Linked DNA regions of Homo sapiens: region 1 is linked to region 2. Evidence: chromatin contacts called from ENCODE Hi-C or POLR2A ChIA-PET data. All regions are on one chromosome and are shown on one strand. The core of a region is the stretch at or near the end of the contact, and the rest is flanking DNA. Distances in the headings are between cores, read along the strand shown. Region 1 overlaps GRHL1 (grainyhead like transcription factor 1). Region 2 overlaps LOC100996549 (a long non-coding RNA gene).

Region 1 (3,368 bases), core at 866-3,365, 210 kb before region 2:
ACAAGAATCATTTGAACCCGGGAAGCAGAGGCTGCAGTGAGCCGAGACTGCGCCACTGCACTCCAGCATGGGCGACAGCACCAGACTCTGTCTCAAAAAAAAAAAAAAGCTGTTTTACATTTTGGGAAGCCAAGATGGGAGGATCACTTGAGGACCGGAGTTCAAGACCAGCATGGGAAACATGGCAGGACCCCCATCTCCACAAGAAAATTAAAAATTAGCTGGGTGTGATGGGATGTGCCTGTAGTCCCAACTACTCAGGAGACTGAGTTTGGGGGATCGCTTGAGCCCAGGAGGTTGAGGCTACAGTGAGCAGTGATTGCACCACTAAATTCCAGCCTGGATGACAGAGTGAGACCTCATCTCTGATAAAGGCTGGGCGCGGTGGCTCACACCTGTAATCCTAGCACTGTGGGAGGCTGAGGTGGGCAGATTACCTGAGCTCAGGAGTTGGAGACCAGCCTGGGGAACATGGCGAAACCCTGTCTCTACTAAAAATACAAAAAACTAGCCGGCCGTGGTGGTGTGCACCTGTAATCCCAGCTACTGGGAAGGCTGGGGCACAAGAATTGCTTGAACCCAGAAGGCAGAATTGCAGTGAGCCGAGATTGCACCACTTCACTCCAGCCTGGGAGACAGAGGGAGACTCTGTCTCAACAATAAATAAATAAATAAATAAAAATAATTTTAAAAGTTATTCTATATTAGCAGCTATATTCTCATTTTGACATTAAATATTAAAGAGACCCTGGTCTTTTTCCATGAGTGTGTCTCAAACACTTGTTCCAAGCATCCCTGCCGATCTTACCTTGTCACAGAAGACCTTGATCTGGCAGTAGGCCCGGTGCACAGGCTTGTTGCTGCGGTTGTTGTAACTATAGGTATCAACTTGAATGTTAAGAGGCAACCCCTTCACTCCCTTCTGGGAAGAGAAATCTGTGCTTAAGCAGTTCACAGAGATGAAAACCTGCCAAGGGAAGAGAAGGTTCCATAAGCAACAGGCACCAAGTCAAACCTAGCACAGCTCATGAAAATATTAACATCACTGAAATTACTCAAGTCTATTTTAAATGAGAAGCTCAGCTTCTCATTTTTTAAAAAAGGGTTTTTAAAAAGAGGTGATCAGGGGTTTATTTTAAAACTGCTTTTGGTCATAGAAATAGCAGACCTTAAAGAGGAGGAAGAGTCGGCAGCTCTGAACCTCTGCTTATGTTCCCTTCCAGAATCCCTATTTAATATCAGCTAGGACAGGGGAAGAGGCTGGTTAGCTTTCCTGATGTCATTTTCCAAAGTTACCAATAGCATAGCTCCCTCTGCAGCTGTTCTGTAACTTAGTAAAAACTTCCTAGGAATCCACCTATATTTGCGTTGACACCACCTCTTAGGATAACCTGTAGTACTCTGTGTCCTCATATTTTAGAACTTATGACATCAGTGTTCCTCTAATCCACAATTTTTATAAGATTCCAATAAAGTTCTCTCTCAATCTTTGCCCATGCAGACTAAACAGTCCTCATTTCTTTCCAGTTTGTTCTTATTAACCTTTTGGTTATCAAATCACATTGGGCCCAGTGTTCAAGGGATGATTTGTAATTTACAATTATTTCCATACTCCTTTCTAGGTATGGAAATATCAGTGCAAGGGTCTTTTATTTAAACATAACTGGATTCTTTACATGCCCAGATTAAACCTAAGACAAAAGTGGTAACGTTTGTTAATAGGCTGAGAACTTAACGATCACTAAACACCCAGGAATGTGTTCCTCATTCAAGAAGTTCCACACAGATGTGGTCAAAACTCCCTAGAATAACCCGGGAAGATGTTATGCTGGTGGGTCTATTTCCATGAGAGAAACGAAGAATCCAATTCCTTAAGCAACAGTTCTACTATTCAATCATGAAATTACTTCAGAGAAACTGTCTAAACCAGACTTTGAGCTTCTCAACCCACAGTTTCAAAAGTCTGCTTTCCTATCAGTGCCCAAGCCACCACTTCCCACAGGAGCAATTTTTTTTTTTTTTTTTGAGACAGTCTGGCTCTGTCACCCAGGCTGGAGTGTGGTGGTGTGATCTCAGCTCACTGCAACCTTTGCCTTCTGGATTCAAGCCATGCTCCCACCTCAGCCTTCCAACTAGCTGGGATCACAGGTGTGCGCCACCACGCCCAGGTAATTTTTGTATTTTTTTTTTTTTTAGAGACAGGGTTCCACTATGTTGCCCAGGCTGGTCTCCAACTCCTGAGCTCAAGCAATCCTACCATCTTGGCCTCCCAAAGTGCTGGGATTACAGGCAGGAGCTACCACACTCAGCCCACAAGAACAATATTTAAAGATGACTTCCAAGTGCAGTAGGTTAGCACCGGCTACACTCACTCCAGCTGCTAGCATGTGCCTGAGCAATGCACTAAGCCGGCGAGAACCCATCCAGGGGGATCCCCCACCTTCGAAATGGAAGGCAGGAGATGTCACACCCTTCTCTCCTGGGCTCCAAATCAGTTATCTCCCGCACATTTTCTCAAAAGTTAAAATAAGCTGAGTCACATTATGAATATGACATTGGAAGCTGCTACTTAAGAGGAACCCAGTGTACAGCAAATAAACATGTGCCATTTCCCCACTATTTTTATCACTGTGGATTTTAAAAATGTTTTTGAGCTCCCTTTCAACTAGTTTTAGAATTTACTGCGGATGCATGTGCACCACATAGTGGACATTATTGGAATTACAGTTTTTAAAACTAAGACTGGCCCATTTCAGACCCTTCAACCCCGTGAGCTGACAGGGGAAGATTCCTTCTAGCCCCTGGGTCAACAGCCAAGAATGGGTCCACCACAAGCAGCACTGGGTGTCACTGGCTGAACTAGGGCAGATGGGGAAAAATTTAAGTTATAATGGGGTTGGGGGGCAGCTATAGTAACTTTTTTTTTTTGAGATGAAGTTTTGCTCTTGTTGCCCAGGCTGGAGTGCAATGGCGCAATCTCGGCTCACAGCAACCCTGCAACCTCCGCCTCCCGGGTTCAAGCGATTCTCCTGCCCCAGCCTCCTGGGTAGCCAGGATTACAGGCTTGCACCACCACACCTGGCTAATTTTGTATTTTTAGTAGAGACAGGGTTTCACTATATTGGCCAGGCTGGTCTCGAACTCCTGACCTCATGATCCGCCCACCTCGGCCTCCCAAAGTGCTCAGATTACAGGTGTGAGTCACCACTCCCGGCCACATTTTTTTTTTTAAACACTTCAAGTACAATCTCTAAATCCACAAATCAGAGGTAAGGAGAGTCTGTGGAATGCATTCAGGTTTAAAAAAAAAAAAAGTCCATGCAAACAACTAAGCAAAGTAACCAAACCACCATATATTTTTCAATTTA
Region 2 (3,796 bases), core at 842-3,341:
CCTCTGCTTCACAGCTGCTGCCACAAGCAGGACGCTTCAGAGGCCCAGGCCCTACCTCTGCGCCCACCTGCCACTTTCAAAAGAAATCTAGAGTGAAAGGAAGAGAGTTTCTATTTTTGATGAGACACCAGTGAAATGGAGGCTTTTTAAATAATTAAAATCCAGAATACATTATTTATTCAGGTCGGATATGAAGCTGCCTTTCCTTTTAGGAACATCAGCCCCACCCGCACATTGTCACTCATTTCCTTGTACCCTGGCAAGTCATTCACCCTATCTGGACCTCAGTGCTCTCCTCTGTAAAATGGGTGGAACACCAGGCAGGGGGTTGGGCTCTAAGGGCTTCCAGGGTCTAGAGCAGCCCAAAGACCCAGCCAAAGCGGGCCTCCTCCAGGAAGCCCTCCCACCTTCCCTTTGTGCTTCTGCAGCACTCTGCCATCCCCTGTCAAAGCTCTCACCACCTCCATGGCTTCACGCTTACACACCTGTCTTCCCACCAGAGTCTGAGCTCCTTGAGTTCTGGGACCGAGTTGGATGAATTTCCACATCCCCAGGCCCAGCACAGGGTGGGGCGTAGAGTCTCAGTGATTGTTGAATGAATGAATGAATGAATGAATGAGGCTCCAGTGTTTGAGCGAATGTGGCTTCTTCACCCTGCTGGGAGGCCTGGGTTTGGGAAGCTTCCCCTAAGTGTAGCTGGCCACTCATCCCTGGGAATTCTGAGATGATTTTCCCTCTGAGGACTCAGCTGGGGAGGGAAGACATAGGTTACCATGGCAACAGATTTTTTTTTTCCTGCCGGAGCAAACATTTCTACAGAAACCTCAAGAGATGCCAGCCAGTGCGGGGCGCTGCCTGTTTCTCCCACGCCCTCCCTGGCCTCTGAGCCCAGAGCTGGCCCTTCTCACTGGGTTTCTCAAAGCTGCCCACTGTAAGGCTGTGCCTGAGACCTAGGTCAGCCTTGGCCTCACATCCCCCGCCCCGTGCAGGCCCTCCCACCGGTCTGTTCACAGCCCAGGCTGTCAGCAGTGGGGGAGCCAGGCCCAGAGAGGGGAGCCATAGGGTGCCCTCTCCCAGCCCAGACAGGCTTCCTCTGCCATCCACCAGTGCCCTCCACCTCAAACCCAGGTGACAGCGCCTTCTTCCCCCTCCCCCATTCACAGGGCCCCGGGAGGCTACCAGGGGGCCACCTAGAGGAGCTGGGAGGGGTGGGGGTCCTCTGGAGAGGGGCAAGGTCTCTGAGCTCAGATCCTGCCAGCTCAGACCCATGGACCTCGGGTCCTGCTGGATCCCGTCTGGGACCCTGGGGTGGGAGGCCCCAGGAACAAAACTCAGAGAGGCCTTGTGACTTTCCCCAGGACACACAGCGAGTGAGGGAGGAGGCAGGAGTTGAGCCCCGGTTTCTCTGGAGACAAGGCCCAGCCTCTGCCTCCTGTCCTGCCAGGCTAGACTCCACCTTCCACTGCCTGGAAACAGGGGACAGATGGCCCCTTCTGGAAGCACTGGGGGTGCAGAGTGCCTCGCGAGCACTGAAGGTGTTGAGGGTCTGGCTCATGCCCTGCACTGCCCGTGTGTGGACTGCAGCGTGGAAACAGTGCTCAGAGAGGCTCCGTGGCCTTGCCCCAGCTCGCAAGTGGTGGCGTAGGACGCCGATGTCAGTGCTGTCGGGCTCTGTGACACTGTGCTATCTGTCCACGCCCCTGGACCGTCTTATTGAAGACAGGCAAGGAGGAGAGAACAGGGAAGGCGGAGGGGTGAGTGGCTGGTGGGACCACAGCCCAGGCCAGGGCCGGGGCAGGGAGCAGGGGAGGGCCTTTGACACCAGGCAGCTCCCTCCCAGAGGCCATAGGCACATGGAAGGGTGAGGCCGGGAGAAGCAGTTGAGCTCAGTGGCCCAAAGCAGGGACTCTGGGACCTGCCAGACAAGAGTCAAATCCCAGCTCCACCTCTTCCCAGGGTTCGTTTGCACTTGGGACAGCTGTTTCTTTCTGATCACAGCTTTCTCACTTGTAAAATGGGGAGAGCATTCAGTGGCTCCACCTGGCGGTGTATGAGGATGAATGAGACGGATGCATTTGAGGGCTGCTCTGGGGGAGGCCGCTGCTCTTTCGTGATTTGAATCCCATGCAGTCCCTGGGCTCCTCTGCCGCTCTTGCCTCTCTGTATCCCGGTACTTGGCCCTTAGCAGGCACTCCCAGGAGCTGCTGGAACAGGCTGAGTCCTGGCGCTTATCCGAGCTGTCTTGTTTGCACGTGCTCGTCTCCCACCCACTCACTGGTGAGCTCCGCAAGAGTGTACTTCTCTCCGTCCCTGGAGCGCCACGGCGTGCTGGTGCATAGTAAGCATCTGTCCATGTCTGTCCAGTTGAATTTCTTGAGAGTCATTTGACCTTCTCAGCAGCTCTGGAGGTAGGTCGATCAGGGTTCCTCATCCCATTTCACAGATGTGAAGACCCAGGTTGAGATTCACTGGGCAGGTTGCTCATGGTCCCAGAGTTGGTCGACAGGGACAGGCATCCTGATTTACTGTTTGACTCCCAGTCCTCTGTGATTCCCATTCCACTAGGCTGCAAAGGAGGGACCAGTGGAAAAGAAAGAGAGGTCAGGTGATGCCAGGAGGTGGGGAGAATCAGCTAGACCCTCCTCAGCCGTTTTCCTAAAACCAGCCACGATCCTTAGCTCCCCGCCTCTGCTTGCCCTCCCTGATAGCTTTGCCTTGGCTGTGAGCTCAGCACAGTTGCTGGTGGGGGACAGGAGTGGGAGTGAGTGGCACTGATGGGGGAGGCAGAGGCCCCATAGTCTGTGCTCCCAGCCAAGACCACAAATTCATGACCATTCCAGAGCTCCTCAGCTTCACCCCCACCTCAAGAGCCCCCCCGCTCCCATCCTGGAGCCTCCAGCACTGCCCAGTCCCTCCTGAGATCTGTGGATCTGCGGGCTCAGCAGCCGCCCACACGGAGCTCGCCTGCAGTGCTGCCTCTCTGGCTGTCATCTCCATGGCAACGCCCACCACCCCCGCTCAGGGCCACTGTGCTCTGCGCACCTGAGCCTGACCTTCCTTTCCAGCTGCCCATTTGAGTGCGGGGGGGACACCCACGCACCTGCTCAGGCCAAGACTCAGAGCCCACTCACATGCCTGCCCCCACCCACAGGTCAGAGTGGCAGCATGTGGGCATACACAGGTGTGTGTGGGGGGGGGCATGGGTGTTAAACACACCAACACCTCATTCGAGTCCTTGAGCTTCTGTGAGAGTCTCTGGCACCTGGGGGCCGCCAGCGATGACTAAATGTGTGTGGTATCTGTGTCCCCGGTATGGGTTTGCTTTTGTCAGTGTGCCTGTGCCTCTTGGGGCCTGTGGTGCTTCCTGAGTGTCTGTCTGTATCCCTGGCAGAGTGGCGGAGGCACGGGGGCACCTCCCTGTGTTTGTCAGAGAGGCGGGATGGCAGCCCCTTTTTTTCCACTTCCCCAACGACAGGAACATGACCTGGCTTTGGCCCACTTTCTAGGGACATCCAGGCCCAGCAGTGGCTGAAGGAGACGACTTGGGAGCCATCTTTGCTGGGCTCTCCTCAGGGCAAACAGCTCACCAAGGGCACAATGAGCTTTGGCCCTGGGATCCACGGCATTTTCTCCCAAGGCGCTACCCTGATTCCATTTTCCTAATCAACGAAGGGGAGCCACAGAGGGCCACGGGCAGCACTACAGGGTGCAAGAAGCGTCGTCTCATTCTGTTAACAGCTGGCCGTGCCCCCTTGCACGGGACACAGCTTCCCTGCCTGGTAATGATTCCTTATGA

Evidence for each region. Hi-C counts contacts between places; a loop is a spot of excess contacts on that map. ChIA-PET counts read pairs that join two places held with the same protein, here RNA polymerase II (POLR2A). Pooled maps may share reads with other maps.
Region 1: a loop to region 2 is called in a pooled map, with 2.6 times the contacts of the local background. The contact joins two enhancer-like sites. A Hi-C loop is called at or near these places in 2 of 50 pooled maps. POLR2A ChIA-PET finds 5 or more read pairs at or near these places in 4 of 52 experiments (A673, GM12878, OCI-LY7 and 1 more).

What each region holds. Positions count from the first base shown.
Region 1 is chr2:9,983,723-9,987,090 of GRCh38, reverse strand. GRHL1 (grainyhead like transcription factor 1) reads right to left here. Exons shown (of 16, transcript NM_198182.3): 9 at 809-967. Among named protein-coding and RNA genes, the nearest start is that of GRHL1, 34 kb to the right of the region's middle. Within about 2 kb of position 2,115, at least 8 of the 41 ENCODE cell types and tissues checked have a DNase peak (open chromatin) inside an H3K27ac peak, as active enhancers do.
Region 2 is chr2:9,768,811-9,772,606 of GRCh38, reverse strand. All of the region lies in intron 2 of LOC100996549 (a long non-coding RNA gene), which reads left to right. Among named protein-coding and RNA genes, the nearest start is that of TAF1B, 73 kb to the left of the region's middle. RefSeq lists enhancers at 563-1,490, 1,491-2,419 and a silencer at 3,122-3,231. Within about 2 kb of position 2,091, at least 8 of the 41 ENCODE cell types and tissues checked have a DNase peak (open chromatin) inside an H3K27ac peak, as active enhancers do.